2 separate regions of the Homo sapiens genome follow, and region 1 is linked to region 2. A link is a loop called in an ENCODE intact Hi-C map of the cell type or tissue named here. Cell type or tissue: heart right ventricle. All regions are shown on one strand. Links, peaks and the distances in the headings refer to the core of each region. The heading gives the core; the rest is flanking DNA. Region 1 overlaps DPH6-DT (DPH6 divergent transcript). Region 2 overlaps DPH6-DT (DPH6 divergent transcript).

Region 1 (5,392 bases), core at 255-5,254, 81 kb after region 2:
TTAAAATATTTTCTATTAATCCAGGTAAGCGATTGTATTTTGAATATTTATAGAAAGTATGACTGTTTTTAAGATTACAAAGAGGTGTTATGCTTCTGACTTCTGGTGGGGAGAAGAACAGTGACAGTATCTTTGGGTACACAGTGACACAAAGATAGGAACAATAAAAACCCATGCATCATAAAATCGCACACACACACACACATGCTCACAATCATTATGGGCTTTCACCTATGTTACCAGGTTGCTATAGTTCAAAAGTATAACAAACTGCATGAGGCATCACAATTGCTTCATAAGGGAGTCTTACTTAAAATTCAGTTTGCCATCAGCAAGTGGTAAAGATGAAAAGAATCTTATAGGATTCATACTTTGAATTAGCTTGTGAGGAAAAGAAGGTTTTCTGCCAGGAAAAGTGGAAGATGTTGCGTAGTATCTGCCATTTTTAGTTTTAGTTACTGTAATTGTTCGGGGTCAGTGAAATCAAACTTTAGGTATTTGAGTCTTTTTTCTGGCTGAACTTTTTTTGGTAATTAAAGAGCAAAAACTTTAGGAGAGTTTATTTGTAACTGTTGTTGGATGGTGGGATGAAACAATTATAATGAATTCATCTGTATCTCATTATTGCAAGCAGCAAATAAGTCTGTTGCTTAGTGATAGTGATTATAAGAGAGAAACAAGTAGAATTTCATTGCAGAAAAATATTCATTATATAAAATTTGATAAAAAGGTCATTATTTTACAGAGAAGCTCATTGAATTTAATAAGCTTTGTTACATAGAATACCTTTTTTAATATAAGATACCATGACAACTTTTACTCTTTTCCTTTATCATATTTTAAGCCCAAGTCACGTGAAATGCAATGGTCAGTTTCTTATAGCTCTGTGGTCTGTGTCATAAGAAAAATGCAAAAAGTAATAAATTATTGAGGACATCAAAGTAACAGAATTCATGCAATGACAATGTGAAACATAAGGGAAATGTGGTTTCAAAGAAGACCATGACTTACAAAAGTTTGGGATTTCTGGACTGATTTCTTGAAGCAGAAAAAAAAATAATTTCAGCAGACTTTAATTCCTCATTGCTGCAAAATAACATTTCTTTTTTAATATAGATTGGAAATGGATTTTCAAGGACCTATATAATTGTTCTCAGAGCCATAGCTGTGGCTTCCATTTGTTCTTACTATTTAAATTCAACACCTGCTGAGAACCAAAATTTCTAACCATGTAGGAGGAAGGAAAATATTAGATTTCATTTTACCATGGATGAACTCAAATCAATTTGACAAAACTGAGCTAATTTTAGCTTCCTGCCTACTGACTCCCAGTAAAAAGAGCATGAGTGAGACTATCAGTCTTTATCCCTATTAAATAAGCTACTAATTTGTTACTTGTTACTCCAAGTCATGGGGTGAACAATTGAACTAAAGCTAGGAAAGAAGTCATGTCTAAGTGCCACAAGTTCAGCAAAGTTGTAATGAGACATCATAAGTTTACAGAAGGAGAAAAGTGTCCAAGACGACATGGAATTCAAGGTAAGACACAAATAAACAGAACACCACCAGAAGAGACTGACCTTGTGGCTTAGGAGGCGTACCTTGCATTACTCTTTAAATTCCTTTTGTGATGCAAAATGATCACTGTAGAAATTGAAAAGAAATATAATGGAAAAGAAAAGCTTTATGTATGTTTAAACTTAAATAGAAAACAAGGCAGTTGGCAGTTAAATGCAAAATTAATGGTGATTAAACAGATAACTGAGCCTATATCATTTTCAAGAAAAGTCAAATGCTTGTTCACTTGGCCCATTTGAAGCTTATGTTTCATTATGCTGTTTGGCTATTATTTCTGGAGGTAGGCATTGTGCACATATCAAAATTTACAGTCAACAGACCCTTTAGCTCTTGTCCTTCCAGTGTCAATTTACTCTAGATTTTTGTATTTGCTATAGATTTCTGCAGCTACTATAGATTTGTCTAGCATGTATTTTTTCATGTTTTACTGAATCTACTGAATCCAATTATATATTATTTTAAAGACAGTCTAGTAAAACGAACACATAGCTCTAAATAAAGAATCATCATTAGTGGCTTTCATTTCAGAATGTAAGAACAATGGAAAGGCAGGTTGATAATACACAATTTCACCTGTGAGACATGATTTTCTGTTTACACATGATCAAAAGAAAAACAAGCTTACTGACTTTAATATAGGCCATTTTTCTAACTCAGCCTTAAGTGATTTCAACCTCAAGCTTCCTATTTTCAAAGACATTGAGTCTTAAGGGACAGGCTGTATTTTAAGCTAATATGTCAAATTGATCGACTTAAAAACATATCTACCTGTGATGTACGTCTCAAACAAAATCCATAAGAAAAAATTGACAGTGTTTGTTGGAATCTAGATAAATAACCCCAATAGAATAACATTTTGAGTTAAAATAAAAAGATTTAGGTGAAATATTTCTAACTTTTAGAAGTTCATAAACAGGAACAACAAAAGAAAATCTCTCTCTCTCTTTCTGGCACTCTCTCTCTCCTTCATCGGCTTTTACTCTAACAAGTACTTCCATTTTTAGCTGTGAAGAATTGATTGATTTGAAGTTGTGCCATTGTCTTCTAATTAGTGGTAAAGATTAAAAATAGTAGTCTCTATATTATTTAGTGTTAGGCAATAACGGCATTTACTGAAAATACGGAGAATTTGTGCCCACTGGCCCTTTAATTGCCTGTGAGTTAATAAGTACTCATTAATCAATTTGAAAAGGAAACAAAATTCCTACTGATTATCATGTGAGCAATATTGCTGGGCCCTGGTAAAATGTGAAGTAAGTAAAGTTTTTTTTTGGATGCCCTGTCTTCCCAACTACTCCATTATTCTTGTTCTCTTCCTCTTCTCTTCCAACCTCCCTCCCCAACCCATAATAGTGACAATTTTAGCCCAAGTAGAAGAGGATATATGCAAGGCAGTTGTTTTGGAGAGAGGGAGGATTTTCAGCAGATGGACTTAATGACGGTAACTCTGAAAATAAATCATATGTGTGACTAGGTTAAGATGCTTTCTACAATTTTCAGTTATTGTTTTGGGGTATTTTTCAAAAAACACTTAATCAACCAGACAACAAATATTGATGATGTTTAGTATATTTTGTAGTAAGAGTGCACCTTGTTTATTCCCCTGGTCCTATAAACTAAACACACTTAAACTATCTTTTAATGATAATTCTGTTTTTACATGGTAAGGTGAGAACTAGAACTGGCATCTAAATACTTGATGTTCTAAGTTCAAAGAGACACCAGTAATTAGAGCCAGTATATTCCTTCTAGGACTTACAGAGAGACACTCTTCTAATGTAACCATAAAGACCACCAACACAACCACCTTAATCAATACAAAAGAAAGACTTGATATGGGAAAGTTGAAAATGAAGGCAATTGCTTTCCCATGGAGTAGGGCTGATGGCATACTTCTTCTTGCCAAAGTAGAGGAAGGGCCCAGTAGAATTATTCTCAATGATTGCTGGAATAGTCCTGCCTGCCGCTAAGTTGTCAACTGCTGATAATTTATTTAAAAGTTTCCAGGCTACTTTCCAGGCTACTCAGCTGATGCTGAGTGTGAAGAAAGGGCAAGAGGAATGTGGTGTATGAGAAAAGGCAGTGAGACAGCCTGTAATTCACTGTTAAATATGGACCATGATCCATGATTTTCTATGTAGACCATGAGTTAAATGGCTGGGCTTGACCTCTCTTGCCAGTATCAACTCTCTAAGCCTGTTGTACAAACCAAGGGGACCCCACCAGTAAGAAACTATACAGTATGTGGCTGTGAGAGGGAAAAAGATTAACACCAACCTGAAGCTCTCATTCCAGGAGATTATGGAGAGGGCATTACCAGGCCCTCCAAGAAAGCAGAGAAGAATGATGGCCAGTAAGCATAAATAGAGAACAGCCTCTTGAAGGGAAACAGGTAAGAAAGGAAGCTATGTCCACCAGAGAAGTGCAGGAAAGAGGGAAGGAAAATGAGCCATAAATATAACTGAATATAGAGGGAAAGGGGAAGGTTTTGAATTGAATGTAAAATGAAATCTGCAAAACACACAACACTGAGTTTAAAAAACCAGAGAGACTGTTCTGACAAGTGATTGGAAAGTCATGGAATTGAAGGTAGCACCTCAGCAAAAATCAGAGAGGTCAGCATTGCACAAAGTTATCAGAAAAATAAATCTATTCCATGTTTATCCCTCAACAAGTTAAGGCTCCTCAGTGAACTCATTACAGATCTTTAAACATTTTATCATATTAAAATACATTTTAGAATGAAATAACTCCCTGAAAATCATACCACACTAACACATTGATATCATTTTCATAAATTTCTTTTTAGGGTTTGCACATATGTATAGTTATATATTTTACATAGTTATATCCATACCGTAATTTAAATTTTGTCATATTTTCTGTATCATATTCTAGCTAGCATATTATGACCATCCATTGTAAAAGACAAATTACATTTCATTGTTTTATAATTCATAATTTGTAACTATTATCCTATTTTTAAATATTTGTTTCTAAACTTTGCAGCTATAGATAATACAACAATTATTCTCAGTTCATGTGGTTTTTATTATTTTATTGAGTTATTTCTTAGGATTACTGGTTGAAAACATTTCTCAAGGGTTTTGCTATAATATAATTATCAAATTTATTTCCAAAAGTTTTACAATGCAGCCAGCAATAGATAATGGCTTCCCCACAATCTCATCAGTATCATTGTATCACACTATCATTGTTTAAAGTTTTGTTTACTTTAAAAGACATGAAATGGGCCCTTGTTGTTGTTTAAATCTGAACATCTTGGATTCCTTATAAGAGTGAATATTTTCCTTGTCTACTGGTTTTATTTTCTCCTGGATAAGTTGCCTTTTCATATCCTTTGTTCATTTGTCTATCTAAGATTTTCAGGTCATTCTGTGTATTTAAATGAGCTTTATATAGATTGCAAATATTAACTCTATTCCACTTTAAAGCTAGTTACACTTCTCTAGTTCTAGCCTTCCTTATAGCATGTATGTTCATGAGTGCAGCACAAACATCTCCTTACTGTCAGGATGGTCCTCTTGTATTTAATTGTTCTCGCCTCCTAAATTATTCAAAGGCTCATGCCATTTGGGAGGAGAGGTTCATCATTTAGTACATGATTCCCACTCAAGTAATTACATTCTGCTAATTGGGGATATTCCTGTGGCATTCCTGAGGGATAGGATTCTCTGGGACTAAGAGGATTATTTTGGACAGTCAGGGACAACGTGCTCCATGTGTGGGCAAATAAATCCTTCTCTGACATTCCTTGTCCCTTGACAATTATTGAAAAAGACCTATTTACATT
Region 2 (5,392 bases), core at 147-5,146:
TATTTTGACATATATTATTCCAACTGATCTTGTAAACCACCTGTGAGATAAATGTAAATCATGTCAAAATGGAATGCCAGTAGATATGTATCTATTGAGAGATAAATGACCAAGAATAAGATTCTAAATACCTGAATCTGGTCCTAGACCAGTCAATCCTCTACAAGTTCCCTGAATTAAAAAACAAAAAAAAAAGTTCAAGGGAGCGAAAAACTATTTCTTACTGCAGTAATTGGGGCTTTGACCCCAACACTGACATAAGACTCTAAAATTCTGGTATGAGCCGTGTGGAAGATTTCCTTCACCCTAACAAAGTAGACTCAAGTAGAGGAAAGTGAAAGCAGTTCTCAGGGCTTATATTGCCTCCTACCACCACAATCCAAAACTGAATATCAGATCTAGCCATTCTAATGAAAGAAAAAGCCAAAGCAGAATGCATATGCCAGTGGGAAGTAGGAGAAATTGAAAAAGCAAGGGAGTAGCTGCCCTAGATTTCAGCCTGGCCACTGATGACCTCTTCCAAGTCACTCTCACTTCACCAGTCATATGTTAGCAAGAGAGATGGCCTATTACCCCTAAAAGGACTTATCTAAGCTCATGGAGTGGGGGTGGGGGAGCAATTTAAAAGGGCCACATTCGTATGTGAGCCAGCCTTTAACCTGTCACAGCCCTTGGCACTGTGACAACAGCATGAACCCAAACAATTGATAGCAGCATTCCTCTGGAAAAGAAGCCCTCAATTTCTCCTACAGAGAAGTATTAATATCCCTAGGGGATGGTTAGTGGGTATAAAATATTAGTTAGAAAGAATAAATAAGACCTTAGTATTTGATAGCATAACAGGGTGACTATAGTCAACATAATTTAATTGCACATTTTAAAATAATTAAAAGATTATAACTGGGTTGTTTGTAAGACAAAGGATAAATGCTTGAGGTGATGGATATCCCATTTACCCTAATGTGGTTATTATGCATTGCATGCCTGTATCAAAATACCTCATGTACCCCATAAATATTATATATACCTACTATGTATCCATAAATTTTATATATATATATACACACAAAGTTTTTAAAAAAGAAGTATTAGTATCCCTGTTTCATAGCTGTCAAATGACTTGGCTCAGAACATGCAATAATAGAAAGTGAAACCAAAAATGGAATCTAGATCTCCTACTATTTTAATGCCCTACTCTTGGTTAAAATGAAAATTTGGGGGGTTTATTAAATTAAATCTTCATTATGTGATTTGTATATTCTGAAATAACACCTTTGTTTCCAAAGTCCCACTTAAAAACTCATTTTTGTGGTACAAATGCCTTAAGCAAGGTAAAATAAAACATCAATCTTGTCACCATGCTGATGTCTTCTTAGAAACACATATGTGACCAAGAAGGGTCTTTGAGGACCACAATCCAAGGCTCATACTGCTCTAGTTGCTGAATGTGAGGAGGGCACAGAGCAGCTGCAGACCTGAGACCACAAATATTTGGTGATCTTGAAGCAGGGGCCCTAGCTGTTGTGTTTCTCAATATCTTTGCAAACACAGAGGAAAGCATCAGTAGTTGTAAATCTTGTTCTAAGAATCAAGGTTCTGTACTCAGATGCTATTATGACCTGTCAAGAAGTTGGTGGGTATGCTTTGGAAGCCATTTTAATCTAATATTTTGCCTATGAGAACTTGTTTGGTTTTAATAAAAGTCCTCAATAAAGATGCATTCTTCAGTACATCATTTCTCTTGCTTCTAATTTTAGAACTTGGTACATAAAAGCTAAGAGAGTGTGAAGGAAATAGATGGCGACCTTATGACATTTGGCATGATTTCTGAGGCAGGTGTCAGATAGGTTCATAGGTACTATCTTGCCAAATCTTATCAAAACCTAAAAGACAAAAAGAGACAAAAAAAAATACACACTTTATAATTGACATCAAAAAGGAAGTCATTTTATTTTTAGTACATTTGCTTTGGAGGGACAGCCAACTAATTGGAAAGAGTCCATAATTTAACCAACATCAGATCTCCTCATTACATTTCCCATTGAAACTTAATAAATGTTAGTTTCCAGATTTACTGACTTTACAGTTTTCTCCAGTTAATGATCAGCAAGTACTTTTTATTAACGTAAATGAAAACAAAATGAAGACCTGAAATCCTGTGATCAAGAATTTATTTTTGGCAGACAAGCAAAATTGTTTGGTCTATTTTTATGGTTGATATAATTGTATTCAAAACCCATAAACAATGTACATCCACGTCAATACTTTTTCGGCTGATCTTTGGTCATAAACTCTAATTAAAACAAAACATCCCTTAGGTAAATCAAAGGAAGTGCCATTGAAATAATATAAACACCCGAGGAAACCTTGGGCTGTTTCCACACTCAAGTCTGATTAGATGAAAAAGCACTAAGCACTTGTGTCAGTAGACTAACCAATAGAGTTTATGATTATGAGAACTGCCTCTAGTATTAAAGATCTTTGGCATAGTTTCTGGGAAAAGTTGTGCCAAATTTCTCTATTCCAAGAGAGAGTTTTCCACTTGGAAGCTGTTGTATCTATAAAGGCTATCTTTCATGAGCAGGGTGTCCTCTATTTAGCTGTCAGAAGGCCTATCGCAGGATTCAGACTGTCTGTCCCATTTGGCTGATGTCATAAACTTGCGCTAGAGTTATGGCAGAGAAAACATGTTTTCCATTACGCCCGCGCCAAAGTGTTGATTAAGGTGGCACATGTCAGACCTGGGAGTAGCCAGCATTCGAAAACTGTTTAGACCTTTTACAGATGCTGAAATTGTTTCCAGAAAATTCAGAGTCCAACTTGTCTTATTGTTCCTTTTCTTTTATTAAGAGAGAAAAGAACCTAGGGCCTTTTGTGCTTATTTTTAAGCTAGTACTTTAATTTTGAATTTTTATTTTTTACCACACTTGGATCTTTGTTTTGTGTTTGTGGTCAAATAATCTTTGGATATTTAACAAATGGATTCTATACAAGGCAAAGGTTTCAAATTTTACTTGAGATTTAGTGTTCTCTGTAAAGGGACTTTAAGAAAATTACTCCTAACCTTTCTAGAAAGCTGACTTCTTTAAAAAATCTATTATACATTTTAAAAGTATTATATATTCTTTCTTAGAAAACAATTGTGTGGGATCACAAACCTTACCCGGCACACTTAGAGTTCCAAGGGCTTCAGGTTAATGACTGTCATCTAAATGAAGACCGAAATAATCATATAGCTAGCAGAGGATATTTTTATTTGTAAGTTGGAATATAGTCCCTCCACAAAACAGAAATACCAATGAGCTATGTATTTTAGCAGCTGCTGGGGTTTGGTTGATTCTTGTTGTTCGAGGAAGTAGGAAAAAGCAGAGATTATTCCAGAGGCCCGCAAGCCCTTATGTATAAGTCCTCTACAAAAGACCAACACCTTGGAGAGTATATTGGTTGCTAAGGACCATCAGTCAAAACTGCATCACTTTCCTTTTGGGAAATATACAGACCACAGCTTTAAGGTGACAATGACTACTGCGGATATACAGATCCTGTGGATATACAACATATACTGTGGATATACAAAAAAGGCACAACTAGTTTTTGCCTTCAAGATAAGTACATTCCAGTGGAAGAGACAAAATTGTACAGATAGTAATAGAAGTTGATTGGCACTAGGACACAATAACACAAAGTGGAGTGGCTCCAGAAGTATGTAGGGTGTATGTAGGGCAGGAGGGGTTTTCTTGTGCTTAGATGAGATTCCTACTGAAATGAGTTTTAAGTTGAATAAGCATTACCCATCAAGCAGGGACAGTAGAGTTCTAGACAGAAGGAACACCATGTGAAAACACGTGGCAATATAAAAAAGTGTGACACTTTAAAGAAAGTTCAGTAGTCCAGTATATGGCTGAGACACGTGATCCTATGGAAGGAATTATGAGGTTGTGCAGATAGGAAGGACCATGTTAAAGATTTGAATTCTACCATGAAAGCAATGGAGAGTCTGAAGCATTTTATGTAAAGTGATGACATGATCAGATTTGTATTTTGAAAAAGGGTATGAAAAAATAGTTTGTAGGTGAAAAGGTCTAGAACAGGGAGCTGCTCATAGGCGATTGCAGGAATCTCTGTGGAAATGATGGAAGGTGTTTCCTAAGTCAGTGGCAACAGTGATGCAAGAAAAGAATACAAGAGATATTTAGAAACAGTTTTGATTACTTGGTGATGGATTAGATGTGGAAAGTAAGGAGAGGCATATCTGATTATAGCTCCCAAACTTCCCTGATTCCCATTATTTACACCGGTAGATTTCAACTGGGGGTTATTTTGCCCCCCAGGGAATATGGTAATCAGGAGACATTTTTCATTGTCAGAAGAGGAGGGGATAAGGAAGGCAGAAATGCCACTAAGCCAGGGATGATGCACCAGACAGCCCCTCACAACAAGGAATTATCTGATTTGAAATATCCACAGTGCCAAGGTTGAGGAGCCTTGTTATACAGCATGAAGTAGATCTCTTGCCCTAAAATTGAAAGCACTTTACAATATTACCCAACTTCCTTTTCAGACTAAATTCCTATCTCCCTACAACTGCTCTTGTAGCAACCAAGCAAAAATGACCTATTTTGATGTCCCAAACATGCCTCTCGCTTCCTATCTTACCAGTCTTGGTTTTACTCTTATTTTCTCATCCAGAAACATTCTCCTTGGACCCATAACTTTCTGTCAAAATGCCACTGCTATCTCCTCCACAACGTCTTTCATAATCTGCCCTCCTGGATATACTCCCTCCCTCCTCTGCACCTCTTTTAGGCACTTATTACATATACCTTGTACATGTAATGCTAGCTGATTGACATTGTCTTATCCTACTGCCTGAAGAAAGAACCTGATAGAGCAGCATAGTGCCTTCAACAAAGTAAGCATGCAATAAGTACTTGTTGAAATTAAGTATGATATTCTAAATATCAGTTGTCTGAAATTGTCAATGCTTTGGCTTCCTTTTATGCATGTGGGCAATTTGGAGCTGACAGGTTCTCATTTATAAATGCTAAATAATATGCAGTGCCAATAAACTGCAACCAATGCTTAGTTCTATAAATGTTGTATTTTATTAAGAAATCAAATATACTTATCTGCACAGCCCATGAACTACCTCAGAGTTTCATCCTTAAGTTCTTCCAGTCCAGGTTTTGGATTTGCTTGGTAAAGCAGATGTTTAAGATTCCTTCCACATCTTTACACACTGATTTACCTGTCTACCAGGTGTTCTACATTGCCCTCCAACTGCTCATTTGAAGCTATTTAATTCTGCAATACATGTTTCATTGCTGATATCCTTAGAACATTTTTCTGCCTGGTAAAATCAAACCTATTCTTTGTCAGCCTAATAGATGCC

The links. Hi-C counts contacts between places; a loop is a spot of excess contacts. Peaks named below come from ENCODE experiments on the same cell type or tissue, not always from the same donor. Only the 100,000 strongest peaks of a DNase experiment are listed, where the experiment ranks them.
Region 1: a loop joins it to region 2, with 5 times the contacts of the local background. A loop is called at or near these places in 3 of 110 quality-filtered maps.

What each region holds. Positions count from the first base shown.
Region 1 is chr15:35,582,526-35,587,917 of GRCh38, reverse strand. All of the region lies in intron 1 of DPH6-DT (DPH6 divergent transcript), which reads right to left. Among named protein-coding and RNA genes, the nearest start is that of DPH6-DT, 39 kb to the right of the region's middle. In heart right ventricle, for the core only: no CTCF peak of the experiment used is centred there; no DNase peak of the experiment used is centred there; H3K27ac peaks cover 3,353 bases.
Region 2 is chr15:35,663,335-35,668,726 of GRCh38, reverse strand. The region is part of intron 1 of DPH6-DT (DPH6 divergent transcript); the gene reads right to left. Among named protein-coding and RNA genes, the nearest start is that of DPH6-DT, 120 kb to the right of the region's middle. In heart right ventricle, for the core only: no CTCF peak of the experiment used is centred there; DNase peaks (open chromatin) are centred at 569 and 2,696; H3K4me3 peaks cover 1,224 bases; H3K27ac peaks cover 3,647 bases.